Linked DNA regions of Homo sapiens: all the other regions are linked to region 3. Evidence: chromatin loops called from intact Hi-C (ENCODE). Cell type or tissue: heart left ventricle. All regions are shown on one strand.

Region 1 (8,000 bases), 110 kb before region 3:
TAAATCCGTGGATCTGGAATTCAGGCATTGCACAATGGAGACGGTTCACCTCTGCCCTGCAATGTCTGGGGCCTCAACTGTTATGACTTGAATGGCTGGGTGCTAGAACAGGAAATGAGCTATATTGAGGTTTCTAATAGTATGGTCCTTATCGGGGGAACCCGCCCCCAATATTTCAACATAGGTTCTTTCTATTTTCCATAAGTGTCGGCTGGCTGAGAAATAAAGATAAAGAGTACAAAGAGAGGAATTTTACAGCTGGGCTGCCAGGGGTGACATCACATATCAGTAGGACCGTGATGCCTGCCTGAGTCTCAGACCAGCACAGTTTTATTAAGGGTTTCAAAAGGGGAGGGGGTGTAAAACAGGGAGTAGGTACAAAGATCACATGCTTCAAAGGCAAAAAGCAGAACAAAGATCACATGCTTCTGAGGGAAAAGGACAAAAGGCAAAACAGAACTACTGATAAGGGTCTATGTTCAGCTGCGCACTTCTTGTCATGATAAACATCTTAAACAACAGAAAACAGGGTTTGAGAGCAGACAACCGGTCTGACCACAAATGTACCAGGGTGGAGTTTTTCCCTACCCTAATAAGCCTAAGGGTACTGCAGGAGACCAGGGTGTATCTCAGTCCTTATCTCAACCGCGTAAGACAGACACTCCCAGAGCAGCCGTTTATAGACCTACCCCCAGGAATGCATTCCTTTCCCAGGGTATTAATATTAATATTCCTTGCTAGGAAAAGAATTTAGCAATATCTCTCCTACTTGCACGTCCATTTATAGGCTCTCTGCAAGAAGAAAAATATGGCTCTTTTTGCCCGACCCTGCAGGCCGTCAGACCTTATGGTTGTCTTCCCTTGTTCCCTAAAAATCGCTGTTAGATTCTGTTCTTTTTCAAGGTGCACTGATTTCATATTGTTCAAACACACGTTTTACAATCAATTTGTACAATTAACACAATTATCACAGTGGTCCTGAGGTGACATACATTCTCAGCTTACAAAGATAACAGGATTAAGAGATTAAAGTAAAGACAAGCATAAGAAATTATATAAGTATTATTTGGGAACTGATAAATGTCCATGACATTTTCATAATTCATGTTCCTCTGCTACTGCTCCAGCTGGTCCCTCCATTCAGGGTCCCTGACTTCCCGCAACAGGTCTTCAAGGTAGTCAGACTTTAAATTGGTAGCTCAGGGCTCCAAGAATGAGTGTAACTAGGGGCCTGGGCAGAAGCTGCAAAACTTCTTATGATTTAGCTTCAGAAGTCCTAGACTGTCACTTCTGCCACATTCTGTTTGTCAGACAAGTTACCATAGCCGGCCCAGATTCAAAGGGAGTAAAATTAGACTTCATCTCTTAATGAGAGAAGTAGCAAAGAATTTGCAACCATCTTTAATTGATCATAAAGGATATTGTAGATAGCAAGAATTGGTTTGCTCCACATCAATTTCAACTTAATTTTATTACTGCAGAGGTGAGAAAGGTTCTTTTAACCTAAAGCTAAAAGCTGTATTTCCTCCACTCTCTTGCAGTTGGGTTTAGAGGTGTGAACCAAGTTTAGTAAGTGGAGAGACAAGGCATGGGGCATCTCCTTTTCTGGTATACAACATTGCAGAGAGAGACAGAGGTTCTACAGTTTGCATCTGAAATAGCAGTATACTATTTAGTGCTATGCAGTGGTGGGCAGAATTCTAAGATGACCTCTAAGATCTCCTTTCCCTGGTGTACACACCGTATCCCAGTTATTGAATAAGACACTAATCTAGGTGCTGCTGTGAAGCATGTTGCAGAAGTAATTGAAGTCCTTCTTCAGTTGCCTTTAAGTTATGGATATTATCCTGTGTAAGCCTGACATGATAATCAGGTGAGTCCCTAAAAGAAGTCAGAGAGACACTCTCCTGCTGACCTTGAAGGAACAAACTGCCTTGTTGTGGCAGGGAATGGCAGGGAGCCTCTAGAGCTGAGAACAGCTCAGGTTGACAGCCAGCAATCAAGCAGGAGCCTCAACCCTACAACTGCAAGGAGCTGAACTCTGCCAACAGCCAGGGAGCTTGGAAGAGGACCTCGAGCCACAGATGAGATTATTGTCCCAGATGACTCCTTGATTTCAGCCTGGTGAGACCCTGACCAGAGAACCCAGTTGAGCTGTGCCTTGACTTGACAAATGGGTGTTGTTTTAAGCCACTAAGTTTGTGATACTTTGTTACATAGCGTTTTAGTCTGCTAAAGCTGCGATAACAAAATATCTTAGCCTGGGTAACTTATAGACAACAGAAATTTATTTCTCACAGTTCTGGAGACTGGTAAATCCAAATCAAGGTACTGGGAACATTTGGTGAGGGCCTGAATCCTAAAGGATGGCACCTTCTCACTGCATCCTTACATGGTAGAAGGAGCCAACTAGCTCTCTGGGGTCTCTTTTATAAGGGCACTAGTCCCATTCATGCAGGGAGAGCCTTCATGAGTTAATCACCTCCCAGAAGCCTTCTCATACCATCACATTGAGGATAAAGTTTCAATATATAAATTTTGAAGAGATTAAAAACATTCAAACCATAGTAAATAGCAACAGAAAACTAATACAGGCAGCATTGCAGTTTGGCTGGTAGCTTCTTGATTGTCACAATGCAGAGTGATTCTAGAGTCAAAAAACGTAGCACAAAAGATTCCTGATTCTACAATTTCTAGACCATGGCAGAGGCTGGAGGTCCAATGGCAGCAAGTTTGTGGTGCATTTTGTAGTCATTCCTAAACTAGCCTAGAGTTTTTTTCAAGCACTCAATAGCAACAACAGGTTCTGTTTTCTGCATTTGACTAGTAGAGTTTTGTTTGAACCCACAAGACAGACTCAGCACCAAGACCTAAAGTTTAACAGAAGGGCTATTGTTTCCTACAGCTGGCAAAGAAATTCATCCCAAACCAATTTTCCTTGATGCTTGATCCCATCTTGGGGCAAATGTATCTATGTAATTATGAACTGAAAGATCTGTACCATTAAAGACTTATTCTTCAGAGCACAAGCCACTTCGTTGTAGGAAACTGTCTCAGAATAGCAAAACAGAGAGTATTCTAGCTTTCTTCACATCAGCTATTGATGACCACGTGATCAATGAATTCAGTGACACAAAGACACTGACAGGGTTCTACTGAATTCAGCCAACAACCAATGATCTTGGAAGAGGGTATCAGGTGGGTAATAGGTATAAAGTGAAACTTCCAGAAGGACCCGGTCATTCTCCCTCTACATACAGATAAGTACTAGTTGCAGATATATATATATACTCTTAAGAATTTTCAAGAATATTTAGAGAATAGAGTCCTCATCAAAGATTTAGATGGTGTCAAAGACCTCAAACAGAGATGGGTCAGACCTCTTTGATCCTTCTGGGCTGGCTCAAAATGTGGCAGAAAGGTACATACAGGTTCTGGTACCTGATGGAAGATTGATGAGTGGAACCTGCACATGAAGGCTCTATGTGTTATTAATCTTGTTTACTAAGGATAAAGTGTGTAAAATACATGGATGAGCATCTGGCGTATGGTAAGTTTTCAGTAAATATTAGGTTTTTAAAAAATCCTTTTTACGAAAGTAACTATGTACATGTAAAACTTTGCTAAATTTTGTAAATAATTACAATAAAATATGTGGTTTCTACTTTCAATGAGTTTCTAAACCAACAGATAAACATTTAAAATGGTTATTTCCTAAATAGTTAATGAATTAAAGAGAGACAGAAAACGCAAACAAAAAAGTAACACCTTTTGTTTTAAAGAGATTTTCTTACTAAGACAATGGGATATTGATTTTAAAAAGAAAGATCTACTGCTATAATATGATTACATTACTTGGAACATAATTTTTTTTTTTTTTGAGATGGAGTCTCAATCTGTCTCCCAGGTTGGAGTGCAGTGGCGCGATCTCGGCTCACTGCAACCTCTGCCTCCTGGGTTCAAGTGATTCTCCTGCCTCAGCTGCCCGAGTGGCTGGGATTACAGGTGCCCACCACCATGTTCAGCTAATTTTGTATTTTTAGTAGAGACGGGGTTTCACCATGTTGGCCAGGCTTGTCTCGAACTCCTGACCTCAGGTGATCCACCTGCCTCGACCTCCCAAAGTGCTAGGATTACAGGCGTGAGCCACTGCGCCCAACCGACCATAATTTTTTTTATATTGCAACACCAAACAATAGCACATAGTATGGTAGCAAATGGAAAGTGAAATGGGTGATCGAGCATAATCAAGAAAATAATTTAAACCATAGGAATGGTGAAGTAGATAGAGCTACACATTCAGTTTTATATTTGAATTCTTTCAACTTTGCAAAATTTCTCTCAAATATATTTAGACACAAGGTGTCAGCACAACCTTGAGCTCAGTTAATTCTCATCAGAATATCCAGATAATCAGGTAAGGAAGATTTGATCTAAAGATGGCAATGTAGCTTTGTTTCTCTCTTGTACTAGGCGTTCTGCTTGGTTATTTAGTACTGATGATTTTTAAATGCTCTAATATAAACTCCAAGGGGTGCTCAAACATAATATTAAGGCAAAGCACAAAACCACAGGAAAGCAATAAAATGTATCTAATGGGATTATGTAATAAATCATATAGATTTTACATAAGCGATTTATATGGCAATAAACCCCTAATATGATTATGAAAAATGTGTAAAGTTTACTATTGTTTGTTTCATGCCTAATTAGAGGTCATGCATCTCAGACTATTAACAATAGAATGCCATTTCTACAAATACATGTAATCATTAACATGTACCTGCTCAGGCTCAAGCAGAATCCAATAAACTGTTTCCACTGTTAATGAATATATTTTCTAGATTTCCACTTCTTATCACAGGTGTTTCATTTATTTGTGTTCCTCCACTAACTGACTTTCAAAATACTACTCTGTCCACAGTGCTTGGGAATAAATCAGGACATTACATAATGATAAAAGGGTCAATTCACCCAAAAGACATAATAGTCCTAAATGTGTATGCACTCAAAGCTGAATCTTTCTTCCTCGGTTTTTTCATAAATTTGCTAGATCTGAGTATGTACATCTTTACGCCTTCTGACAAATTATGCTATAATGCCCTCCAGAAAGGTTACACTAATTTGTACCCCAGCCAGGATATGTGAAAAAAGCCTCCTCTCTTCATTTTCACCAAAACCAGATGACCATTCCATCTAAAATAGTTTTTAGATGTGGTTTTGCTTCTTTCCTATTTCTCCTACTAATGGCAACTATAAAAGCACAGGGATTTTAAAAAATATAAATTTTCATACCTGCTTTCAATAACAAATGAGTTATGATGCTATTTATATGTAAACCTAGTGCTTCAAAATGCTTAAGAATGGTTCAAAGGCTTTATTTGAAATTTGATATGGAATGGTCATTTTACACAAACCTGTGTGTATGTGTATGTGTACGTGTGTGTGAGACAGTGCCAAGATAAGTAAATTCTCCTCTAGTAACATTTGTATACATCTTTATCACTAAATTGTCACATTATCATTATTTTTTTGATACAAGTCTTGCTCTGCTGCTTAGCCCGGAGGGCAGTGGTACACTCACAGCTCGCTGCAGCCTCGACCTCCCAGGCTCAAGGGATCCTCTCACCTCAGCCTGTCAAATAGCTAAGACTACAGGCATGCACCACCATGCCTGGCTAATTATTTTTTTTATTTTTTGTAGATATGGGGTCTCCCTATGTTGCCCAGGCTGGTCACAAACTCCTGGCCTCAAGAGATCCTTTGGCCTCTGAAAGTGCTGAGATTACGGGTGTGAGCCACTAAGCCTGGCCCATTTTTAATCAAGTTTTGCCTCATAGATTGTGACCCTCCTTAATGGCAGGGATTTTGTTTGGCATGTTTTTTACTATCAGGGGATTACAGAGTCTCGTATAATAACCACTCAATAAATGTTTGGGGGAAGGAAGGCTGAGAGGAAGGAAGACATGAGGGAAGGAAATATAAACTTGGTCCTTATCCAAATAGCACAAATTCCAATTCACGTAATCATGTTAAAGATGGTTAACTGTATTCACTGTTTTTAAAAATTAATTTGTTGGCTTCTAAATCAATTGACTATATTAAAAGTCTGAAGGCTGGGCATGGTAGCTCACTCCTGTAATCCCAGCACTTTGGGAGGCCAAAGAGTTTGAGACCAGCCTGGGCAACAAGGGAAAAATCCATCTCTACAAAAAAAAATACAAAAATCAGCAGGGCGTGGTTGTGCACCCCTGTAGTCCCAGCTACTCAGGAGTCTAAGGCAGAAGAATTGCTTGAACCCAGGAGGCGGAGGTTGCGGTGAGCTGAGATTGCACCTCTGTACTCAAATATCCTCTTTTGTCGAAATTTTTTGTAAACTCCAGTGGATAGTCTGCATTTCATATTAGTGAAAGAGTTTGGGCTGGTCGACAATGCCAGAATGCTCTGTGTGAACAACTCAACCCATGTATAAGCGAGTTACATCTCTTTCTTTCCTGCTTAATTACAGAATTGGGTTTTATTTTGTTAAAATGAAGGTAAATTTTTCATTACAATTAGAATTTTATATTTGTGAAAAACACTTGTAAAAGCGAATCTAATGAGGATTCCATTAGCCTGAAACTTCTATTTAAGCAGAACTTTGCTAGGCTGTTCACAGTAATGACTTTATAAAGTATGCAGTGTTTTGAAATGCATTCTGAATTATCAAGGATTTAATTATATGTAATATAGGTTTAGACATTGTTTTCAAGTAATTTAAAAATTGATGGTGCATTAAGAATCAGCAATGGTTTTAGAGCTATTGTTGATTTTAGAGATTATCAAATTCAAATGCATCGTTGTGCACATGAGAAAACTGAGGCCCCAGGCAGGTGGACTTATCCAGAGTCACATTAGTTAATGTCACAGTGGAGCTGGAACCCAGGTCTACTGAATCCCAGCCAAACACCATATCCATTGATTGCACAGATTGACTAACAAACCCCTTCTTTTTTTTCTTTCAATTGACCTTAATTCCTCACTTAGAGAATAGAGTTTTTCTGTAATAATATAAAAAACAAAAATAGGTCAAATGGCCAGTTGCATAAAAGACATAGAGATCTGTCTCTATGATGAGGAAAAACTGAGTTAATTGCCTAAAGTCTGAATATTTTGAAATCAAGTCTTTCAGAATAAACTCTTCAGTCTAGGATCTGCCTTACCCTTTTATAGCTATAGGTTTGGCACAGTGCTGGCATCTGCTACCTACTTGTTAGCTAACAATGAAGAATGATAAGAATTAACAAGAAGCAACTTGGTCCTCATTCTTCCCGCCCTTCATGATCAAGTTGAGCATCTTTATCTCATTAATATCTGACTGTGAAATCCCTTGACACCTGAAAAGACTGGCAATTTATTTATAAGGATATGGTACCTGATTGTGAAGCTTTCTGCTGGCAGAGATTTTTCAAAGATTTATCTTTCTCCTGGAGTAAATATCATATTTTTAATTATTCATAGTGTTTCTCCTGTTTTACCACAAGCTACCTCAGAGGACAGAAGTGCATTAAGACTCTTCTGTTACTATAAGAGTGTGAAGTGTGAATAGAATATATATTTTTTAGCATTTCATCATTATTCTGGGCAAACAAAATTAAACATGATTTGCAAGTGCTGCCGTCAGTAACAACAAAAGGTGTAAAGTGATGTAACAGAATTTATACTGTATGCACACCAGAAAACGTAAATGAAAAATGCTCATAGTTGATGTGGAAACTGAAAAGATATCATATTCTTAACAGCTATATTAGCGAGGTAAAAATGTGAGCATGCCTATAAATATGACCAGAAAAGCTTTATTTAGATTTGTGCTAAAGGAATACTCCACAATTTTGAGAGTCTTCTATACAAGCTAAATTTGGTGAGCTGCCTTTTCTCATATTGAATCCTTAATAATTAGCCAAAGGAAGAGAAACTTTCCCCGTATTTTTAGGTTAGCTTAGGTTATTATCTTATAAGTG
Region 2 (8,000 bases), 79 kb before region 3:
CGAGTCAAGAAAAAATTTAAAGGTAGCCTCTCAAGGACTTTCTGATATATTAGATAAAGGAGATGAAGTAAAAAAAATCAATGATGACTCTAAGGAGTTTTGTCAGAGCAAGTAGAAAAATACTGTTGTTTATTGAAGGAGACTATTAAAGGTGGCATAGGTTGGGAAAGCAGAGATAATAGGGGTTGAGTTTTGGGTCTGTAAAGCTTGTGATACCCATTAGGCATCTACACAGAGTCTGGAAGTCAGAAGAGAGTCTTGGCTACAGATATGAATTTGGGAGTCATCAGAATATAGAGAGTTTTGAAGGGAAGAGACTAGATGAGATCCACAAGAGAGTGACTGTAGAGAAGAGACAAGGTGCAAGGACTGAGCTTGAGGCAACCCAACATCCAGAGGTCCTAGATAAGAGGGGGAACCAGCAAAGGAGACTGAGAGGAACAACCAGTGAGGCAGGAGGCAAATCAGGTGGATGTGTTGTCCCAGGAGCCAAGATAAAGGCGTTTAAAGGAGGAGGGAGTGGGCAACTGGGTCAAATGCTGCTTAAGGGTCAAGTTAGATGCAAAATGGCCTTTGGATTTAACAACGTGGAGGTCAGTGGTGACATTGACCAGAACAGTTTCAATGGAGTGATCGGATAAGAAAGCCTCAGTGGAAAAGGTTTGAGAATAGAAGAGGAATTGGGTGCAGATGCTTCTTTTTGCCATTAAAAAAATGTTTTTTTTTTTTTTATTGTTGCTGTTTGTTTTTTTGATGGATTCTTGCTCTGTTGCACCCAGGCTGGAGTGCAGTGGTGCGATCTTGGCTCACTGCAACCTCTGCCTCCTGGGTTCAAGCTATTCTCCTGCCTCAGCCTCCTGAGTAGCTGGATTACAGGCGCCTGCCACCATGCTCAGCTAATTTTTTGTATTTTTAGTAGAGGCGGGGTTTCGCCGTGTTGGTCAGGCTGGTCTCAAACTCCTGACCTCAGGTGATCCACCCGCCTTGGCCTCCCAAAGTGCTGGGATTATAGGCGTGAGCCACCGTACCCAGCCAAAAATGGTCTATTTTTTTAAGCCAGTAATTTTAACTTTCAATTAATCCAAGTGGGTATTGTGTCCACAACAATCTGAATAAGTCAAATTTTACTTGTGAAATCCCCCTATCAGACAAATGACAAAAAGGTTTTGTGAAATGGGTTTCAGCAATTTTAAGTCTGAAAGTCTCTTTGTTAAACAAAGGAAAACAACCACTGCCTTCAGTAAATTTGCAGCTCAAAGTATTATAAGTTTTATAATCAAACTTCTATTTGGAGCTTCTCACACACACACACACATACACACACACACACACCCCAAAATGATGACATCATAGTTGTCAATTAAATATTGTACCTCATTATAAATAACAATTACTCATTCCAAATTTTTCATTATTGATTTATAGTTGGTTCTTTTTTCATGCCATAGCTACCACATAGTCACCTTAAATTTGTAATGAGGTTTCTCATTCCATAGACATTTGTCTGCCTCTTGTACTTGTAGACACAGGTTCATGTTGTCAACAGTTGGGTATTGAATCTCAAAAAACATTAAGCTTAGGATTAAAGGTAGGGCAGGGAAAGCTGTCAGTAAAACATGCTAACCTAATGTATCTGATGAGGACAGGGTCTAGTTCATACTCAGAACTGCAAGGATGCTGTGAAGTACAATGATTTGATACTTGTGATACCATTTTGTTGTAACATTAAAGCCAAGAGTCTTCTCCACCCAAGGGCAATGCCAGTTTCCCAGAAGGCTCATTTCTCCGAGCCAAAGCTCCAAAGATGCCAGTGCACCCATGCTGATAACTTAGTCTCATGTTATTTCTCAATTTTATGCTTAATTTGCTCCTTTTGATTTTATGTATTTTCACACAGCCAAGTGTACATGGGGATTTACCCATAGTCCTTTAAATGCCATAAAACTTTAATATAGGGAGATAAAAACCATAATAAGCCATGCCTCCAAACCCTCACATTTAGTTCTTTTGAGTTTGACAATAACCAGTTTTAGATTATTTGGAAATTTGGATTTCTACGTACTTGCACTGCTTTAAATGCCCTTGTGCCTTTCCTAACCCTCCTCTCCCACCCAGATGAAAATTATACTCTACTCTTAACCTGGACATGCAACTTCCATTGACTGCACAAAATGGCATCTTTACAATTCTTAAATTATCATCATAATGGCCCACATCATGCATGAGCCAATGCAATTTAATATGGTTCAGAATAAAGCCAAGATGGATGCCCAATTCCCAATTTTAGGCATGCAACCCTGGAATGTCTTTTGGAAAAAATGAAATAATGCTCTTGGTAGGCTGTTGGGTTCATCTGTTTTAAGCATAATTGCCATCTCTCAGCTTCCTAATACCCTTAAAACCTCTGAGAGTCTTTAATGTACAAAGTTCAACAAAAACACCTTCAAAACAAATTAGTTCTAATTATGTTTAATATTGGTTTGCTGCTTTATTGAATAATCTACATTTGCTTTTAAAAAAAGGAAATTCACTTAACTGCATGTCAGTCACCCAAGTTTTAAGTGTACAAATGAAATGGAAAACATTTATTACACAAATTTAATTACAATTCTAAGAAATAAACATGCAAATTAGATAGAGTTCAATTTGCAGATGCTAATCCTCATCCTTGATCTTGTTCCTTCCTCCCTTGATTTTCAGTCTGTGCGTCTTCTTGATTCCTAGGGAGCCAGGCAGCCAGAGGTCTGGTTTTTCACAGTCGGAGGATCACTGTTTTAAAGAAGTGTTATATTTAGCACATCTGGTATAGTGGCAGTAAACAAACATTATAGTCTTTGTAACACTTTTGTGCAGGTGCCTTCTCCCGATTTTATTAGGTCTATGCCTTCCAAGCCTCTGCCTTCATTACACCTGAAATGACCCATCTCGACTATGGAGGGGTCCCTAGACAGAAGTTATGAATTAATGATTTTAAAAAATAAACTCTGAGGCCACTATAGGAGAAAATTACTATTTGCAAAATATTCTGATTCCAAGGCTTAAATTACATTCTCTTGAGCAAGGACAATCTCTTGTATTACTTTTTATTTCCTGGAGGTTTTCCCTGGAGGCTCCCCACCCAGAAAGGGTTGCCAATTCAAGTTGCAGCAGGACCAAGGTTGCTTTTTTTTTTTTTTTTAATACGTACGCAGCTCAGGAGGGAAACGGGCGGGGGCGGGCGGCGAGGGAGAATAACTGTTTGGTCCTGCAAAGACATCTGTTTCTCATCTCCGTTTGCTGTGGCAAAGGAGAAGAAAGTCTTTTGCAAAGGGTGGGAAAGGCACAGATTTTTTTTTTAATCACACGCACACACAACAACAACAAAACTAAACCAAATTTAAAAAGACAAGATATCTCGGAAGGTTCCAGAGTGAATACATTATTCGGCTGGAGCCAAGCCCCCAGGGCTAGGGCGGGAGCCCGAGAGCGCGTGGGGTCTGGGCTGCGGGCTGGAGCTGGGCCCGCGTGTCCCCGGGCACCGGGAGGGGAGGGGAGGAAAAGGAGGAGGGAGGGCGGGAAGCAGGGAAGGAGGCAGGGGGCGGGCTGGGGTGGGGGTGCGGGAAAGGCGCCCCGTGTGCAGCCTGAGGAGCGGCGGCGGCGGCCTGAGCAGAGGGAGGGAGGGAGAGCGGGCGCGCTTGTCATGTTCCCTCTCTCACCCTGGGGGCATCCTGCAGAACCTCTCCTCGGAAATCCACGGGGAAATGGCAAACAGGATTGACGGGTTTCACACGCTCCTCGCTAGACAGAGCCGCTCATTACCATAACCGTCTGCAGCGACGGCGGCGCAGCGCCCCAGTCGCGGCGGCGGGACCTGCCGGGACCCTTGCCCGCCGCGCACCCGCAGTCACCGCCGAGCGGGCGGCCGGGCCGGGACCCGCGAGTGTGCACCGGCGGCCGGGCTGGCGCCGAGCCCAGAGCGGACCAGCAGCAGCTCAAGCGCTGCGGCCGCCGCCTCCCCGCTGACCCCGCGGTAAGAGCCGGGCTGGGCGCGGGCCGCGGGGGCGGGAGGGCCGGGCAGGGTGGAGGGCGAGGGCCCCCCGGGGCTCCTGCCCTCGCAGACGGGCACCCACGCGGCCTCCCGCGCGCCCTCTTGGCACCAGGGCTGTGCCGAGGTCACCGAGTGGACTCGCAGCGGCCGGAGCGGAGTCGGGGCGGCGTGGGGGCCAAGGCACAGCTGGGCGCGGAGGCGGCGCGGGCTTTTCCCTGGGCTAGCGTGCGCCGCGGCGCCTTCACCAGGGCGGGAACCGCCGCCTCCTCTAGGGCTGCTCGGGCTGCCACCCGCGCGCACCGAGACAACTCCAGGGGCGGGTGGGGTCAGAAGCTCTGGTGAGACCTCATGGTCCTCCGTGGCCGCTTAGTCCCTCATCGTAGGGGAAGGGGTTAAGTAGGAGGGGTGCCCCCAGGTCCGGATGCCGCGGCGCTTGGCAGGTGGGGAGAGAGGGATTGTGGATGTCAGGAGCGCGCGTTTGCAAGAAAAAGGAATTGATGCAGTAGCTGACACCTTCTGTCCCCCGCCACCTCCGCCCCCGCACCCTCCTCCCAGGCAGCAGAGCTGCGCTGCGGGCGGCGGCGGCTCCTCTGTCCTCAGCTCACCTCCTCGGCGGGCTGAGGCTGCTGCCCGCCTGGTCCACGCCTCCGCCTCTCGCTTCCCTTCCTCCCCTCCCGCCTCTTCGGCCCTAGCAACTTTCCGAGTGCCCAGCTGTGGTCGCAGAAGCAGGGAATAGGCGTCCTCGCCGCCAGGTCCCACGGGCGCAGGGCGCTCCCGCAACCGCGGGCTTCCAGCGGGTTTGGCCGGCAAGGGAGGGAGGGAAGGCCGGGCCGACATCTGCTGCGGGCTGGAGCGCGGGGGCCCGGGCCAGCCCCGCCAGAGCCCTGCCAGCCGCTGTGAGTCATTTCCTTGGAATCCTACCTTTGGTGTTTATTTCCCTTAGAAGGAAACTTGGTTTTTTTTTTAAAAAAAAAAAAGGATAAGACATAAAGAATAATAATAGCTCTTATTCTTCAGAAGAGGCACACGGCTGCGGCACCGTAGAAAGACAACTTGCCTTTGTTCCCGGACACTTGGGGTGTTGTTTACTTTCTCCTGCGGCCAGCGGCCGACCGGGCGCTGCTGGCTACCCGGGGAGGGGCTGAGGGCTGCGGCACCGACACCCCGGGGGTGTGTCTGTGCGGGAGCCAGGATGTGGTTGGTGGCTGCCGCCCGCCTTCAAGAGGTCGGCCCTCCAAACCTCGGACCCCACCCCCGCAACCGCCACACACACACACACCTTGGGCACCAGGGCTCGGGCATCGGAGCACCCCTTCGTGCTCTTTAGGCCCAGCACCTGCAGCCCCAACCACAGGACCCAGCTTCAAGCTCTTGGCCTCGCGGGGCTGCAGCTGAGAAATGTACTTCCCAGGGCAGACAGGTGTACTGCAGGAACGGCAGAAAAGCGACATCTGTTTGTTTAGAAGGGTTGAAGAATTTTGTTCCGCCCATCCAGTCCCTTCCACTACCACCACCAGGAGCCGGACAAGCTATTGAGATCATTTTGGGACAATGTGGAGGTCAGGGGCTTGATGCCATTTAAAACTGGCAGCATCGATCGGGGGTGGAAATAGCCCTTTACTTCCCTGCTTTCCAGTGCTGGAATCAGACTGCTAACTGCTATAATGATCTTAATCAAATGCTCTCCAATTTTCAATGACAGATGGAAGAAGAAGTGAGCAAAGAATGACCTGGAGCCCCTTGTTAGATTCAAGGTGCCGCTGAATTCATAGCTACCCTGTTTTGTGTGCCAGCCACTCCTATTAGCATCATAATTGCTTCTAGGAAAGAACAAGCCCAACTCATCTGGAAAAAAACAAATTGTATAGAAATGCCTGGTAACTTTACTACGAACATTTGCTGGAAAAGCTTGGCATTCTAGCCCTCAGTCTTCTGGGGATGCTGGAAGTGTCATTCCACTACATCCACCTGGGTGTCAAAACAGACATTCAGGAGCCTGAGGATGAAGGGTTAGGGCTTTTTTTTTTCTTATCTTTTAAACCCATGCATAGACAAAACACACTCTAACACCCTCCTGTTGAATCCATCACCTCTGATCTTAGAAAATAAATTTTGCCATAATGTATATCCTTTTCTTTATTTAATATTAATAGAACACGAATTTGTGGACTTGAATTGCTGACGTCAGTAGCAGAATTATAAATCTTATCAGACAGAGAATTATGACAGTTTAGATCTCTACATATAATACGAAGAAAGATTCACGTTAAGCATTTGTGCTTAACGCTGCCCTGTCCAATTTTTCGTGAACATTCAACTTGCCTTCTTAATTTGTTAACATCCAGTGTAAGTTTTAAATAGACTAGGAAGACTCAATTGCAAAATCTCCTCCCCGCTCCCAAATAATCCCAACTCATTCATGTTTTATTCAGATTTACATAAATCACTTGCAGAACTCAGCCTCTCTAGTTTAGGGTTTTGTGTGTAACAGTTCTCAATTTAAAAAAGAAAAACTTAGTAAAATTAGATATTGTGAACAAAATAATAGCCAAGATAAATACTGTTATGCCATGTTTCAAGTTCACGTGCATAATAGGATATGCTGGAAATAATGCTAACAAATAGAAACGCTGAAATTCCTCACAACCAAAAAAGGTACTACCAAAAAGTTATTAAAATATAAACAAACTCTGACAAACATAAAACAGCACAGGGCCCATATAATGTCCTGTTAAACAAAAGTAATTGCTGCCAGGAGCCTGCAAATGTTTTTCTTTCTTAAGGGGCATGAGTTTGACAACCTGCTTTTGTTTACATGAAATAAAAGTCTGCATAGGCAAAAGGCTTGCATCTTATTCCCATGATCTAACACAAAAGTGAGTGTAAACTTCAAACTAGAAAATGTTGATTCTCTCAATAAGAAAGGGCTGCTGACTGTTGAAAAGCTGTAATTCATGTGCTCTTGGCAATAGTATTTCCTGATATGATTGTCTCTTAGAATAGGTGAAGAAACTGGACAATTTCATGAGAGTCTTCCAGGGAATAAATCATCATGAAGTTTGATACCCTACTTGGATGAGGAGTTTGAGAAATGATAGACAGAAGGACTTAATTTGTTAAATCAATGTAGGCTAAATTTCTTTGTTGATGACTCAAAGAGAAAAATAAATGACATGTCCCATCGTTTCTTTGTAAAGATTTAATCGAACCTTTCTTTTGCCCACTTGTTTTAAGGTTTACTAATAAGTCCGTACTGATGTCTCTTTGGAGGGCATCTTAAAAGAGAACGGGGAGGTGTTGTAGCAGCCCAAACCAGCTGAGTCCTAATTCTCTCCACTGACCTGTACACCTTCCCTGTCTGTCAAAAGATCTTGCTTCATTATTCAGTGTGGTTGGGACAGAATTTGAGACCTCAGAGAGAAGACTGGGTGAAAGGTAGAGTCATTGCTGCCAAGAGCTGCTCTTTTAGCCAGAAGGACATTGTCACTTTAATGATGCTATTTCGCCTTACCCTGGTGTTTTTCCTCTTTTTCCTTGGAAGTGGACCCTTGTTATAGCATGTAGGTAATAATAGTCTCCCACGAGACAATGGTAGATTCACTCTTTCCCAGAAACATTACAAGCTGTATAATTTGGAAAAGAAAGCAAGAACTGGGCCCTTAGTTTATGTTTGAAAGACAATCAATCTTCAGAAAGCCTGACGTCACTTGTGTGACAGTTCTTGAAACCACAGAATGAGATAGTGGGGGCTTGAGTCTCCTAAAGGGATTGGCAGTTAAGGAGGCACTGAGGTTGCGCTACTGTCACCACTGGTCTATGGCTGCTAGGTCTTTTTACCTTCATATCAGACTCTCCTCTCCCTTGAACTTACTCTTGACCCTACCTCGAGACCTGCAAAGGGCCAAGTGAAGACACAGAGCCCCCATGAAAGCGGCCTCACTGCCTGAGCTATCGAGGGGCCCAGGAAGCCTCA
Region 3 (8,000 bases):
ACAACCACATGAAAAGGAAAAATATGCTTGAAGACAATGCATTATGCAACAGATTTGCCTTATAATATTACTTATAATTCCAATTCTATTTTAAATTCATTTAAGGTGTGACTCCCCACTCCCCTGCACCATCCAAAGTCATTTAAAGACCTAGGTGGGCTGGGCATGGTGGCTAATGCCTGTAATCCCAGCACTTTGGGAGGCCAAGGTGGGTGGATTGCTTGAACCCCGGAGTTTGAGACTAGCCTGGGCAACCTGGGGACAAACCCTGTCTCTATAAAAATGATAAAATTAGCCAGGTATGGCATGCACCTGTAGTATCAGCTACTCAGGAGGCTAAGGTGGATGAATTACTTGAGCCCAAGAGGTCAAGGCTTCTGCTAGCCGAGATTGCGCCACTATAATCCAGCCTGGGCAACAGAACGAGACCTTGTCTCAAAAAACAAACAAACAAACAAAAAACCAAAAAAACCTAGATGATAAATAAATAATCATACTGATAACAGCCTCTCATATTACCAGAGAGAACACGATTCTAATAAAAGCCAGTCATGACCACACTCAACATCTAGGATGGGGAAAAACTGTTGTGTTCTTTTCCCATTGGCTCTCCTTTTGGTCATATGAAGACAGCTTTAGGGCATTTGGAAGGCCCGTCTTGAGAACTTCTCAAGGCTGGTTTTAGTTAGTGGCACTTAGAGTACAACATGTTTAGATTTTTCCAAGAGGACCATCTCTAAGCAATCTTTCGCCTGCCAATAGCAACAGCATCTCATAACCATGATGTGCTACTATGCTCAAAGAATGCTTCCGTCTTCAAGGTAACAAAAGAATAGAACAAAGGCAGTTGAAGGAACTGAGACATATAAATGTATTGGTTTCCTACAGCTGCAGTAACAAAGTACCAAAAACTTGGTAGCTTAAAACAACAGAAATTTATTCTCTCACAGTTCTGGAGTCACACGTCCAAAATCAAGGTGCTAGCAGAGTTTGTTCTTTCTGGAGGCACTGAGGGGAAAGCTGTTCCGTGCTTCTCTCCTGGCTTCTAGTGGCTGCAGGAAATCCTTGGGGTTCCTTGGTTTGTAGATATATCACCCCAATCTCTGTCTTCACATTGTCTTCTTCTCCATGTGTCTTCTTCCTCCCCTCTTCTCCCCTCCCTTTCCCTCCCCTCTCCTCTTCTCCCCTCCCTTCCTCTCCTTTCCTTTCCTCTCCTTTTCACTCCTCTTCTTCTCTTCTCAAGACACTTGCCATTGGATATAGGCTGATCCTAATAAAACATAATCTCATCTCAATATCCTTAATTAATTACCTCTGCAGAGATCCTTTTTAAAAATAAGGGGATTCGAGACCAGCCTGGGCAACATGGTGAAACCCCATCTCTACAAAAAATACAAAAAATTAGCCAGGTGTGGTGGCGTGCACCTATAGTCCCAGCTACCCAGGAGGCTGTGGTGGGAGAATCACCTGAGCCTAGGAGGTTGAGGCTGCAGTGAGCCATGATTGTGCCACTGCACTCCAGCCTGGGTGATAGAGTGAGACCCTGTCTCAAACAAATAAGTAAATAAATAACATTTAAAAATAAATTTAAAAGTAAGGACATATTCACAGATTCTGTATCTTTTTTGGGAAAGGGATGGTGGCACCATTCAACCACCATAACATGTAAAGGTAAGTCAAGTAAATCCAAGTGAAAAAGGCAACAAACATGTCTATGATCCTTTAAGAAGAGATAAAATGACTGGAATTATGAACTGGGGATCAAGATATTGAGTTATATAGTCTTAGTTCTGTCAATGGTGACTCTGGGATACTGGGCAAGACCTTCTCCTTTGCAGGCCTGGTTTCTGCATTTATAAAATGAGAGGATGGATTAAATTAGTTTGAAAGTATGTTCCAGCTCTGGTGTTCCATGATTCCACATGAACACCCATTCTCCTAGTTCTCACATGTGCTTATGTGCACACATGGGTGCAAGTCATACCCCACCCTCTTGCAGATCAAGCCAGCCACCTCCCAAACCCAAATGTGATTTCCACACTGAATCTATAATCTATGCTTTCTCATGTGGGGCATCTGGGAGCTGGCTTCCATTGTGTCATGTTTGACTTGGCTGGAGAAATAAATTTGGCAGTGCTTAGAAATGCCACACCTTTATATTATGAGTTTTTCCACAATCTTCTTGGTGTCCAGGACTTGTGATCACTTTTCTTTCTTATTTTCCAATTGCGTATTTCAGCCTGTGGTCTTCAGCCTGCCCACCGCTTTTTCTGCCGCAGGAGCGGCCCCTGTCTCAGATGATTGTCCTGGCACTGGCAGATGACCTAAGTAGGTAATAAACAGATAAAGAAGAGAGACTTGGAAATTCCATGGCATCACTTCTTATGGAACTTTTGATGGTAAAATGACCACATGCTGGAAATCACACTGCAACTCTACTCCAGAAAATCTGTGTGGCATCTAATTTTGGTGGATTAACTGAGTCTTACTATCCCATGCTTCATGTGAGGGCTGTGCAAAGGAAGGGTATAGTCATGGAATCGTAGAATGACAGAGCTGGAGAAACTGTACCCTTTTTTTTCTATGTACAGTGTATATGCATTTTTCTACTTAGGTTCCATGAGGGTACAGAGTGTTGTTCACAGCTCTCTCCTCAGCACCTAGCCCAGGGTGTGGCAGGTAGTAGGAACTCGTCAAATTTCTGATTATGAATGAAAATGAATGCAAATCAGATGCAAAGAAATCTGATTCTTAGAAGAATTCAGATCTCATGCAACCTTCTCATTTCTGATTCATTTTCAGTAGCCAGAAACGTTAGTAGGCTAACACTTCAGTTTCTCTGCTAAATAACTGATGAACTAAAAAGGACTAAAAATATCAAGAGAATTCTCCTATAAGGAGGAGCTCTGCACTCCTTCCACTGTGGGCATTAAGGATAGCCCTTCAACTTACCTGCTTTGTAAATTTAGGCTTTTTTAACATTGGGTTTTCTTAAACTTCTGTCTCTGCCTCCCCATTCTCCCCACTGGGCACCTCCCCCCCCCCCCCCCCCCCCGCCACGTGCGCGCGCACGAACACACACACACACACACACACACACACACACACACACACAGTGGCGGGGGGCGGGGGGTCTCATCTCTCTTTGCCGCCAGCCTGGCACCTATGGAAACAAACAAGGTCTTGTGCAGCCACCTAGTGGTGTCTCTTCACCCCTGCAGTTCCCCATGACTTCTAAAGGAAATATCAGAGGGCACTGGGAGGCACTGAGATACTTTGAAGACAACCCACTTCTCAAGGCATCTGGGACCGCCCCCAGAGGTGAGCCAGAGGGAAAACAGGAGAGCGAGCTCAGGGCGTGCCCGGCTCCGGCCGCTGCCTCACTTCCTCGGGGGTCAGCGGCCAAAGGCAGTGGGCGTGAGGCCAGACGACCCTGCACCACCCGAAGGAAGTGATGTCATGGTCTCCTTCTCCGAGAAGCCTTTGACACGGAGGGCGGGGGCGGGGGGATAGGAATGAGTGCCAGGGTGGGACAGACAGCCCTTGTTCCGTGGGAAACGTCAGGCTTTGAGAGACTTGTTTCATAAACATGCCTTGCCTCAGTTTTGAACCCTCCATTCGAGTTCCTTTACAGAATTGTCCCTTGAGAACGATAAACTGTTGTGATCAGAACAGAAAAGGGTCAGCCAAGCAGTGATCAGAGAACAGGGGCAGGCAGAACTCAACAGCCACTGGGCAATGGGGTTTAAATGAAGAGCCATAACATTGAACGAGGCTCCTAGGAGCTCCTAAGGACTCTGGAACCTTTCCACGGGGTCTTCAACCTTCACAGGTCCCGGGGTGCTGAGCCCAAGAAAGAGATGGAAGTCAAAGACCAGCACGATCAGACACACACCTTTCTTCTCATTCCATACACCACCCTGCAGTACCACCGTGACTGCTACCATCCCGCGAGCACCTTGCCTTTGAGGATTTGACCAGTTTTCATCCGAGTAGTAATGTATCCGATGTCCACTGGCTCCTTCCTTTACCCACGGACAGTTCTGTGTAAGCCTTTCTCATCTGCCTACAACGTCTGCCTATAAATTATTAGGTTTCTCCATTTAAAATAAACGGAACTTTCCCTCAAGCCTGCGATCCATACTCACCCACACCCACACTCCTCACGGGTGTCTCCAAAGAGCAGTTTATTCTGACCACTCTGTTCTGACCCCATTCCCATCTGGCTTCTGTCCTAACCATGACGGAAATTGCACTTTTGGAGGTTGCTCACGACTTTCTAGTTGCCAAATCCAAAGGCTTCATTAATAATAACATGTCAGTTTTGATATTTTATACAGTCACAGCTCCTGGTGTTCGAAGATGTAACTTAATTTTCCTAGAACTGACCTCAAATCATTAACTCAACCTCCAATGTCTGTGGTCTTTCTAATTCAAGATAAATCCAGCCCTTTCTGTTTTTTATCTTTTGTTTTACAGAGATGGAATCTTGCTCTGTCACCCAGGCGGGAGTGCAGTGGCACGATCATAGCTCACTGTAGCCTCCTGGGCACAAAGGATCCTCCTGCCTCAGCCTCCCGAGTAGTTGGGATTACAGATGTATGCCACCACACTTGGATAATTTTTAAATTTTTTTTGTAGAGACAGGAGTCTCCCTTTGTTTCCCAGACTGCTCTCAAACTCCTCGGCTCAAGCAATCCTCCCACCTCAGCCTCCCAAGTGCTGGGGACTGCAGGTGTGAGCCACCGCACCTGGTGCCCATTCTGTTTTTATTTTGATTTTAAATTTTTATTTTCATCTAACTTGTTTTTGAAATGTACCATCAGACCCATTCTGATTTTTTTTTTTTTTTGAGACAGGCTCTTGCTCTGTCACCCATGCTAGAGTACAGTGGCTTGATCTCAGCTCACTGTAACCTCTGCCTCCTGGGCTCAAACAATTATCCCTCCTAAGCCTCCCGAGTAGCTGAGACTACAGGCGCACACCACAAAACCTGGCTAAATTTTTGTATTTTTAGTAGAGACAGGGTTTCGGCATGTTGCCCAGGCTGGTCTTGAAGTCCTGGACTCTAGCAATCCACTCACCTCAGCCTCCCAAAGTGCTGGGGTTAAAGGTGTGAGCCACCACACCCAGCCCCATTCTGTTTTAAAACAGAATTGAAACATAGTCTTTGAATAGCGAATCAGAAGTTCCCTCCCCTTATTCCCCGACATTTTTTCAGTCTCTGCAGCTGCAGGGGGCATGTGTCTGTGGGGCAGGGTTCATGCATCATGTTGGTGTGGGGAGAAAAGCAGCGTCTGGCCCATCATGACATTCTGTCTACAACAGTTTCCACTGATTGGTAACTCTTGCAACTTGGTCTCATTGTCCTGAGCCAGCACTAGTTTCTGATGGCCAAGTTTCCACTGTCACCTCCCTTTGCCTACATCCTTATAGTCCAGACTGCAGCTCCTTTGGATCCTTTTGGCTTGTCCAGGGCCTCTTCTGCGTCCCTTTTGGTGGCCATAGAAACTTTTCAGATTTTTCCCCAGCCTCGCCAAGATGCAAGGGGTTTCTGTGTGGCCACCCTGGATCATGGTTGCTCTGTTCTTCTGATGCCATTCTGGTTGTGGAAATTCTCCCAGGAACTATGATTCTCCCTGGTACATTCTGAGAGGAGAGACACATGTGTCCTCTGCTATGGAGAGTCTCTGGTGATGTACGAATTTCTTTGACTATGACTATAATAGAAAATGCATTTTACATCACGGCTGAGCACACGTACACATCACACATGAAACAACAACTTCACCAAACAACATTGCCATTACCTGGCAACAAACTCTGGGATTTCCTAGTCCATTGTATTCTCTTTCTTTTAATGCTGGTTTTATCCCGATAAACCAATTTTATGATGCAAGAGGTCTCAGCCCACAGTTTAAAAAATATTGCCTTGATAGTGGGTTTACTTGGTTCAGAGGGTGGGCTCTGGGCTCCATACCAAAACTTAGGAAGCAGCTACACACTTGTTTTGCTCTTTCTCAAAATGCACAGCTTTCAGAATCAAAGAAAGTCCTGCCTCTCAAGCTGTTGTCTCTACTATGGGTTTAAAATAAATCCATTCAGACATTCAACAGATTTTTTCTTCTCAGCTTTATCTACTTTCTGTCTGAGAACAATGTGTATGGAATATGACAGAATGATAAAGAAAAGAGTAATGGTTATAAAGAAGCACAAGGGAAAAAAACCTCAGTTAACATTCCCAAATACACCTGTAATCCCAGCACTTTGGGAGGCCGAGGTAGGTGGATCATTTGAAGTCAGGAGTTGGAGACCAACCTGGCCAGCATAGTGAAACCCCATTTCTACTAAAAATACAAAAATTAGCCGGGCATGGTAGGAGATACCTGTAATCCTGGCTACTTGGGAGGCCGAGGCATGAGAATCACTTGAACCCGGGAGGTGGAGGTTGCAGTGAACTGAGATTGCACCAGTGCACTCCAGCCTGGGCAACAGAGCAAGACTTAGTCTCAAAAAAATAAATAAATAAATAAATAAATAAATAAATAAAAAATAAAAAACCAAGCATTACATATTCTGTTGGTAATAGTAATAGTAACTAATTATGATTCAGTATGTATTATGGGCCAGGCATGATGCTTAGCATTTCATGTTTATTATTTCAGTTAATCCTTATACCATCCCTATGATATGGTACAAATAGTATCCCCATTTTATAAAAAGGAAGTTAAGGCTAACCTAAATTTGACTGTTTCTCTGCCCTTTACATTCAGAGACCATTTCTCATGTCTGTTAGTTTTTGTTCTAGCCCTACCTCTATAAAATTAGGGATGAAAACTAGACCATCTCTCTCAGCTCAGAAAGAGTCCAGCAACCTTTCAAAGGCAAAGCTGCTTTCCACTAAGTTGGAAAAGTGATGGTCTTGCTGCACAGGCCTGCAGCTTGAACTGCACCCATCCCTCCTGCTGCTCTTAGCCTTTCTCCATCTAGGGCTTTCTACGGCCTAAAACTCAAGATCATCTTCTTCCAACCAGAAGGGATTAGGAGTCCTTCCTTCTTATTAGCAACCTGCAGATCCTCATAGGAAATGACCACGGTAACTTCCCTTTATCTTTTCTAAAACCCACATCTATAAAAGGGAGAAAGTGTCTCAAGAATGCAAACAAAACATAACTATAAACTTGAATTTTCTCCTTTGATTTGGTGAGTTCCTTCTTTATCCAGCAAATATTAATATTTATTGAAGATGTACTAGGCACATTTCTAGGTGCTACTGGAGATCAGGTGATGAACAAGACAGATCAAATTCTTCCCCTTCTGAAATTTACACTCTATAGGGGCTGGTTTCTGGGGAGTGCAGACACTGACTGGAGGTTTTCAGCTTTCTTTTATGTCACACTTCCTAGTAAGAAATGTGTCTTGCACAGCAATGTAGTATATTCCTTCTCCCTTCTGCCGCCACACAATAGAATCAAAGTTTTGTAGAACACTTGCTCTTATTAAATATAAAAACTAAAAACATAAAGTTAATATTGCCTTATTAATACTTGAATGCAGCCGGGTGTGGCGACTCACATCTGTAATCCCAGTACTGTGGGAGGCTAAGTCAGGCGGATTGCTTGAGCCAAGGAGTTTGACACCAGCCTGGGCAACATAGTGAGACCCTGTCTCTAAAAAAATTAAACAAGGTTAGCCAGGCTTGGTGGCATGTGTCTGTGGTCCCAGCTACTCAGGTGGTTGAGGTAGGAGGAGTGCTTGAACCTGGGAGGTTAAGGCTGCGGTGAGGTATGATGGTGCTACTGCACTCCAGCCTGGGCGACAGAGTGAGACCTCATCTCAAAACCAAAAAACAAAAAACTTGAATGCAGCATAAGAAAAATTTCCCAAATAAGCAATACAAAAACAAGAGTCAGGCAAGACTGTATTTAATGCACTAGGAGTACTTGTCTGCTTCTAAGTTTATTCCAGTCCAGAACATACAAGGATAATTCTCACTGTGC
Region 4 (8,000 bases), 450 kb before region 3:
CTGCTAGCAGTTCTGACGTGTCCATTCCACACTGGATCCATAGAACGAGGGAACACAAGTGTCTTCTCATAAGATTTATAGAAACAGTGATCGTTGCAGAAAAATAATTAGCAAGAGAACAGACTTCAGCTCTCTGAAGGCTGATGACCACCTGTTTCTCATCTCTTCTAGTGTATGTCAAAGCTAAATTAGGTCAAATAGGAAATAAGTCAGAATCCCCAATTCGATAGAAACTTACAGGTCTTGTGATCTAATCTGCCACTTGATCCGTGAATTACCTATAGGTCATCCCTAAGAGGTGGCCTCCAGCTTCTGCTTGAATTCCTTCAAGGATGGGGTGCTCATTGTGGCTTTTCTAATCATCTCTGATTGTTAGAAACACTGTGAAACTTTTATCCATCAGTCCTGTTTCTGAAGCTGTACGGTACAAATTTTTTTTTTCCCCACTTAAGGCTCAACTATTGGAATACATCTACCATGTCTCCTATGAAACTTGCTTCTCCAGGCCAATCATCCTTACTTCCTTAAACTTTTTTTTTTCCTGAAAAGTTATTCTTTTAATCTTATTAAAAAAGCAACCCATGCCCATTCCACAAATACAAGTGAAATAGTGAAAAACAAAAATCAAACTACATCTATTTGGTGATCATTATTAATGTCTTATGTTTCCTCCCAGATTGTTTTCTGCATGAATAATAACCAACAATGTGTGTGTATGTATATATATGCTTTTGCATTAAAAGGTGGTTTTGAAGGTAACATTTTTTGGAGTACTGATTAAGCGCCAGCAACTCTTCCAAGCTCTTTGCATGTATTACATCAGTTAATCCCTCACACCCGTTTAAGGTAAGCATCCTTATTTTTCCCGATTTCCACACAGGCAGCACAATCCTGAAAACCTACACTGTTTTTACTAGATAATTACTTCTCTAAAAACAAAACAATAAAAGCACTCAATAAATAGTAGTTATTATTACCCTTTTTAATGAAGCAATCCTAATTGTTGAACTCTTAAAAGGACTAAGGGATGGCTCACACCTGTAAATCCAGTGTGTCCGGAATTGGTAGGTTCTTGGTCTCACTAACTTCAAGAATAAAGCCGCGGACCCTCGCCGTGAGTGTCACAGGTCTTAAAGGCTGCGTGTCTAGAGTCTGTTCCTTCTGAAGTTCGGATGCGTTTGGACTTTCTTCCTTCTGGTGGGTTCCTGGTCTCACTGGCTTCAAGAGTGAAGCTGCAGACCTTCGCGGTGTTACAGCTCACAAAAGCAGCATGCACCCAAAGAAGTGAAGAACAAAGATTCCACACCAGGACAGAGTACGAGGAGATGCCACTGCTGGCTCCAGCAGCCTGCTTTTATTCTCTTATCTGGCCCCACCCACATCCTGCTGATTGGTCCATTTTACAGAGAGCCGATTGGTCTGTTTTACAAAGAGCTGATTGGTCCGTTTTGACAGGGTGTTGATTGGTGCGTTTACAATCCCTAAGCTAGACACAGAAGTTCTCCAAGTCCCCACTAGATTAGCTAGATACGGAGTGCTGATTGGTGTATTCACAATCCCTTAGCTAGACATAAAGAGTCTCCAAGTCCCCATCAGATTAGCTAGATACAGAGTGCCCATTAGTGCATCCACAAACCCTGAGGTAGACACAGGGTGCTGATTGGTGTGTTCACAAACCTTGAGCTAGATACAGAGTGCTGATTGGTGTATTTACAATCCCTTAGCTAGACATAAAGGTTCTCCAAGTTCCCCACTAGACTCAGGAGCCCAGCTGGCTTCACCTAGTGGATACCGCAGCGGGGCCGCAGGTGGAGCTGCCTGCCAGTCCTGCAGCGTGTGCCTGCACTCCTCAGCCCTTGGGCAGTAGATGGGACCAGGCGCCCTGGAGCAGGGGCCGGAGCTCCTCGGGGAGGCTTGGGCAGCGCAGGAGCCCACGGCGGGGGTGGGGGAGGCGGCTCAGGCATGGCCAGCTGTAAGTTCCGAGTCCTGCCCCGCGAGGAGGCAGCTGAGGCCCAAGAATTTGAGCGCAGCGCCAGCGGGCCGGCACTGCTGGGGGACCCAGGGCACCCTCCGCAGCTCCTGGCCTGGGTGCTAAGCCCCTCACTGCCCGGGGCGGCGGCGCCAGCCGGCCGCTGCAAGTGCGGGGCCAGCTGAGCCCACGCCCACCCGGAACTCGCGCTGGCCCGCAAGTGCGGCACGCAGCCCCGGTTCCCGCCCGCGCCGCTCCCTCCACACCTCCCGGCAAGCTGAGCGAGCCAGCTCCGGCCTCAGCCAGCCCAGAAAGGAGCTCCCACAGTGCAGCGGTGGGCTGAAGGGCTCCTCAAGCGCGGCCAGAGTGGGCGCCAAGGCCGAGGAGGCGCCCAGAGTGAGTAAGGGCTGCGAGGGCTGCCAGCACGCTCTCACCTCTCACCCAGGACTTTGGAGGCTGAGGTGGGTGGATTCCTTGAGGTCAGGAGTTCAAGACCAGCCTGGCCAACATGGCAAAACCCCATCTCTACTAAAAATACTGAAATTAGCTGGGTGTGGTGGTGGGCGCCTGTAATTCCAGCTTCTTGGTTGGTTGAAGCACAAGAATCTTTTGAACCCGGGAGGCAGAGGTTGCAGTGAGCCAAGAAGACCATGCCACTGCACTCCAGCCTGAGCAACAGAGGAAGACTGTGTCTCAAAAAAAAAAAAAAAAAAAAAAAGGACTAAGGGAGATGATAATATTTTCTTGGGGAGGGTTGTTATAAACATTAATTGAGTTGTTTGTGTGCCATCCTTCTGGATGCCAAGTCTCTGTCGCCCAGGTTGGAGTGCAGTGGTGCGATCTCGGCTCACTGCAAGCTCTGCCTCCCAGGTTCAGGCCATTCTCCTGCCTTGGCCTCCCGAGTAGCTGGGACTACAGGCGCCCGCCACCACGCCCGGCTAATTTTTTTTTTTTTGTATTTTTAGTAGAGACGGGGTTTCACCGTGTTAGCCAGGATGGTCTCAATCTCCTGACCTCGTGATCCTCCCGCCTCGGCCTCCCAAAGTGCTGCGATTACTTACAGGCGTGAGCCACCGCGCGCGGCCACCACCAAGTGACATTCTGAAGGAGAATTCAAGCAACCTGAAAAGCATAACGTCTCATATGTCAGGATCATTTAAGGCATATTTTTCACTCCTTTGCTGCCCCGTTTATCCTTGGTCCATTGAGGTTTGCCCAGAGAGATTAAATTCTTAGTGTCAGTACAAATAAAAATTAATTTTTTTTTCTTGAAACACACGCATGCACAGAGAAGCAGCATAAGAATGCGTGAGTACTGAAGCCAAGCTGCCTAGGTTCAAATCTTTGCTTTAATATTTTCTAGCTGCGTAACTTTTGGCAAATTCCTTAAACTCTCTGTACCTCAGTTGCTATCTGTAAAATGGGGATGGTCATCATAATACCTGTCTTCAGAGTTACAATAACTAAGTTACTTAATCCATGCAGGGCACTTAGAACAAGACCAGACCTTCTTTTCCACGTTACAAAGATTAGTAAAATTTTAGAAAATTAACTGTTATTTTGTATTATTCTTACTTATATGCCTCATACTCTTCAAAGGAAAGAAAAGAGATTTTGAGAGAGAATGGTTCAGAAAAACAGCTGTAGGGATCTTTTTTACTTAGCAAATTCCAACTCTTAGGGGTGAGGGCGCTTATGCGTTAGGAACACCAGGTGGCGCTGTAAACAAGTACAGTAAGGAGATCTGCACCTCCCCTCGGGTGCCGGCCTTGGGCTGTGGGGCTTGTGCCTGGCAGCTCTCAGAGCTGGAGAAGACAGAGACCTAGGCCTCTTTTTTTTATTTTATTTTATTTAACAATTTAAATACATAGGAAATTAAGAAATTCAAAGAGTTACAAACAACTGTGATAGAATTTGTTTATAAGTTAACACATTAAAATGATTTCATAATCGTGTATTTATTTCAGGAAATAATTTTATGGAATAGTGAACATTACCTTTTAAGAAATGGAAAATCTCCAATAGGTTCTATGGCATATTTAAACTCACAACTAATTTCTTAAAAACTAACTTAACAAACTCTAAATGATAATAACTGTGAGTAGCTTCATTTGGTTATTCATAACCCAATTCACAACCAAATTTACATATATGAGGCCCAAGCCCAACAGCCCCCTGGCTCCCCATCACCACACTCTGGCTACACCTTTCTGCAGAGAAGAGATTGACCATAATCCCTTTAGAATTGTGGTTTCTTGTCTAACCTTTTTCCAGAGGGGTTAGAGTTTTTCTCAGAGACGGGGAGATTTTCTCTACTGGGTACTTCCCTAACTTCTTTTCCATCCACTGCCCCCAGGCCTAGGTTGTCACTTCCTTCCTTCTTGAGACTATCCACTCCCGTACCTAGGCCAGGGTGGATGTCCTCACACTTGCCCTTTGGTCCTCCTCTTGGGAACAGTACTTCCCATGCCAAAAGACATCAGGAAATCATGGGGAAAGATAGGTGAATTAATATTTATGGAACACCTACTGTGGGCCAGGCACTGTTGTGGGTGCTTGATGTACATCAGTCATCTCACAACAACCCTTAAAAGCCAGCTGATTGCTTATCACCATATAGCAGGGGAAAAACATGCTTAGAGAAATTGGGCAGGTCTCCCAAAGTTAAACAACTGGCTAGTGGCCAATGCCACATGTTTTTTTCTGAATCCCCATGTGATTGAATCCAGTGGAGAGGGAGGTCAGGACCAGCCACTCAGATGGAGATGAGTCTGCAAGGGAATTTCTCCCTTTCCATCTGTGTCCGAGTCTTGTCAGTTTTATCAACCCACTGCCTCAAACGTGAGCTCACCTCTCTAACTTCCTTCCCACAGCTTTGCTTAGTTCAGACCTTCATTAGTCTTCATGGCATAATCTACACTTTACAAACTGATAAACTAGGCTTTTAATCTCAGCTTTACCTTTTACTCCCAGTAAGTTACCTTTGCTTACCTCAGTTTCCTTATTTGTAAGGTAGAGATGATTATGTCTTTCTTGAGTGGTATTGTAAGGATGAAATGAAACCACATACATTAGAAAAGAAAAAGAGTCTCCTTCTCTCCCTTTTCCTTGGTCTGAGCATTGATTTATCCATTCTGTGAATATGTACTGAGCACCCACGATGTGCTAGAAATTATTTTAGGCACTTAGGACACAGCAATGAATGAGGCACACATATTTCCTGCACTCATAGAGTTAGAGTGCATAGTGTAGACAGAAAAGAAAGAATTAGAGGCTAGATAAAAGTACAATTTCAGATGGTGCTAAATGTTGGAAGAGAATAAAACAGGGTCAGGTAATAGAGATCTTTGACCATCCTGTTTCCTTTGTCCAGAATGCCCAATCACTACTCCTCCCCTGCTGAACTTCTCCTCTCTCAAGGCCCCCTTCAAATGATAATCTCTGTGAAATCATCACAGCTCGCTATGAACTTTAATCGTGCCCTCCTCTAGACTTTCCCACTGGTTGTCTAAATCCACCTGCGAGGCTGAGGACATTCACTCATATCTTACTCATTGTTTCATTCTGCACACCTTTGTCCCACCCTCAAGCAAAGCTCCACGAATATACTGAAGAGGAAAACTGACACTGTAACCCCAAAGAACTACCTGATACCTTGGTTTGCGAGTGGCAAATCCGAGAGTGAGGAGAAAGGGGACAGGCATCCTGGTACCTCCAGATGGGGACAAAGGAACAAACTTCCAAACAAAATGAACCATTCCCCTGGGATGTGTATGTGTTTGTGTGTGCACACACCCATGTGCTCATGACTGTGTGTGGTGTGTGTGCCTGTCTGTCATAGAGGCAGGGATGAAGACTGATAGGCGGGAAAATCTAAATCTAGCAGGAGGGATACTAGTTCTTTTGTTTGTTTTTTTCCTAAAAGGCTTTAGAAGCCTTCCTGCAAAAGGCTGGATTTCTGGGAGCCACTTAAATGAAGGCATTTTGCATATGAAGGACATGCAGAGTCTGAGTATGGTCACCCGCCCCTCACTGCCCGCAGTGAGCCGTCAGCCACCCGCATCACCCCAGCTCCAGCACCACAGTAGCAGACTGATCCTTTTTAATGAGATGCTCAGAGTCTGAGCACTCCTCCTCTCTGGGGTCCTAATCATTTCTCAGAAAGTGGCTGCCCTGCACCCTGGAATTCACGTTTTTTGTTTCCCTTTCCACCTCCAGCCACAGGGTGAGGAGGTGTCAACAGGAGGCGAATGGCTGTGGAACACCTGTCACAGAGTTCTTCCCATCCCCTGTGGGTGGGCAGGGAGATATCCCGGTTTTGTTCTATCTGTTATGAAACCTGCGGAGAAAGCTAAATCTGGCTGTACTGACTTAACTCCCGGGTCGAAAAAAGCTGCTTGAGAGTCTTGGGCACGGAAAGGAATCGAAGCCAGCAGCCATCATCTGTAGAGCTGTGTTTGTTCCCCACAGGAACCTGAACTCAGAGGAAATGCCAGCTGAGTTCTTCTTGCCCCATCTGTGACAGAATTCCAGCTGTTCCACGATAGCAATCTGGCTTGGAGAGTGTAGTGGCTTCCCTACACTCCATCAAAACAAAGCAGGGTGACTTGTGAAGATACTAATTTTGGCTCCATTTTTATTGCTCTAAATGTTTCTGCAAATTGCTACCAAAAAGTTAACCAGGTCTTGTGTTCTTTGCCTTGGGGAGCTTTGGGAGAAGGGTGAACAGCATTTTCCAGGCCAAGAGAACTTTGTTGGCGTGTCATGTAATTAGAGGACATTGAAGCTAGGGTGGAGGAGGGGGAGACAGAAGCAGCCAAAGGAAAAGAGTTTTGAGGCTTCTCCTAGAACAGGAGGGAAGGGTATTGCAAAGACCTTCCTGTCCAAGCATGGCACAAAAGCCATGACATTGCTCCCTTTAAGCACTCATAGAAGTTTGGAAAATAAACAGATAAACAGGTTAATGGCAGCGAATCCATAATGGTCTGCAGCAACCTCAATTCTTGCCTCCTCAGAAGAAAGAATTCAGCTGAGGGGCATAAAGCAGAAAAGGAGACCAAGCCAAGTTTTAGAGCAGGAGTGAAAGTTTATTAAAAAGCTTTACAGCAGGAATGAAAGGAAGGAAAGTACGCTTGGAAGAGGGCCAAGAAGGTGACTTGAGAGATCAAGTGTGCAGTTTTGACCTTTTGACTTGGGGTTTTAGACGCTGGCATACTTCTGGGGCTTTGTGTCCCTTATCCCCTGATTCTTCCCTTGGGGTGGGCTGTCCACATGCACAGTGGCCTGCTAGTGCTGGGGCGGGGAGCACGCACAGTGTGTTTACTGGAATTGTACACATGTTCACTTGAGACATTCTTCCCTTGCCAGTCAAATGTCTCTAAAGGTCATATACCAGTTAAGCTTTGCCATTTTGCCTTGTAATGTGCATACTTGAGCCCACTTACCCAGCTCCTGGGATCAGGAAGCTGCTGATCACCAGTTTCAGGTGTTTCTGTTTATTGGGAGAAAGCCTTCCCCTGGCTCTGGCTGAAACCAATTATTATTTTAACAAGACAGTTTAACAGTCACCTGACCATCACCTGATCATTGCCTAACATTCCTGGTGTGTGTGTGGGTGGTGGGGGTGGGGGTGGAGGGGTGCCTATCCTGCCTTGCTCATGTCTGACTAGCAGACATGAGCTACCTGCTTTTTGCTACCTACTGTAACAAAAAGAGACCAGAGAAACTGAAGGCCAGGTCAGAAGGCCTTCCCTAAATGCTGTAGCCTCTATAAGACCTCCAGGATTTTTGCACAAATCTGAAATGGGGAGCCTCAAGTATGACTGAAATTGACTTTCTGGTCAATCAGGAGGGATGAGGTTTGGAGCAGATTACAGCTGTTTTAAAGAAATAAATGAGGCCAGGCATGGTGACTCATGCCTGTAATCCCAGCACTTTGGGAGGCCGAGGTGGGTGGATCACCTGAGGTCAGGAATTCGAGGCCAGCCTGGCCAACATGGTGAAACCCCATCTCTACTAAAAATACAAAAAT

What was found. Peaks named below come from ENCODE experiments on the same cell type or tissue, not always from the same donor. Only the 100,000 strongest peaks of a DNase experiment are listed, where the experiment ranks them.
Region 1: a loop joins it to region 3, with 7 times the contacts of the local background. A loop is called at or near these places in 32 of 110 quality-filtered maps.
Region 2: it touches region 3 in a loop (4-fold over the local background); 24 of 110 quality-filtered maps call a loop at or near these places.
Region 4: it touches region 3 in a loop (4-fold over the local background); 56 of 110 quality-filtered maps call a loop at or near these places.

The regions. Positions count from the first base shown.
Region 1 is chr1:210,195,918-210,203,917 of GRCh38, forward strand. No RefSeq gene overlaps it. Among named protein-coding and RNA genes, the nearest start is that of SERTAD4, 33 kb to the right of the region's middle. In heart left ventricle, a CTCF peak has its summit at 4,376 (motif pointing right); no DNase peak of the experiment used is centred here; H3K27me3 peaks cover 397 bases.
Region 2 is chr1:210,229,003-210,237,002 of GRCh38, forward strand. It overlaps SERTAD4 (SERTA domain containing 4), which reads left to right and starts at 3,794. Exons shown (of 4, transcript NM_019605.5): 1 at 3,794-4,009. It overlaps SERTAD4-AS1 (SERTAD4 antisense RNA 1), which reads right to left and starts at 4,883. Exons shown (of 2, transcript NR_024337.2): 1 at 4,633-4,883; 2 at 2,454-2,769. RefSeq lists an enhancer at 3,672-4,205. In heart left ventricle, no CTCF peak of the experiment used is centred here; DNase peaks (open chromatin) are centred at 3,559, 4,299, 4,789 and 5,239; H3K4me3 peaks cover 3,732 bases; H3K27ac peaks cover 3,990 bases.
Region 3 is chr1:210,308,086-210,316,085 of GRCh38, forward strand. It overlaps LOC124904502 (a long non-coding RNA gene), which reads left to right and starts at 3,136. Exons shown (of 2, transcript XR_007066865.1): 1 at 3,136-3,321; 2 at 3,833-4,129. RefSeq lists an enhancer at 2,996-4,195 and a silencer at 3,225-3,284. In heart left ventricle, a CTCF peak has its summit at 3,209 (motif pointing left); a DNase peak (open chromatin) is centred at 3,376; H3K4me3 peaks cover 1,487 bases; H3K27ac peaks cover 1,888 bases.
Region 4 is chr1:209,856,807-209,864,806 of GRCh38, forward strand. UTP25 (UTP25 small subunit processome component) reads left to right here. Exons shown (of 12, transcript NM_014388.7): 12 at 1-759. Among named protein-coding and RNA genes, the nearest start is that of UTP25, 33 kb to the left of the region's middle. In heart left ventricle, a CTCF peak has its summit at 3,672 (motif pointing right); a DNase peak (open chromatin) is centred at 3,715; H3K27me3 peaks cover 3,790 bases.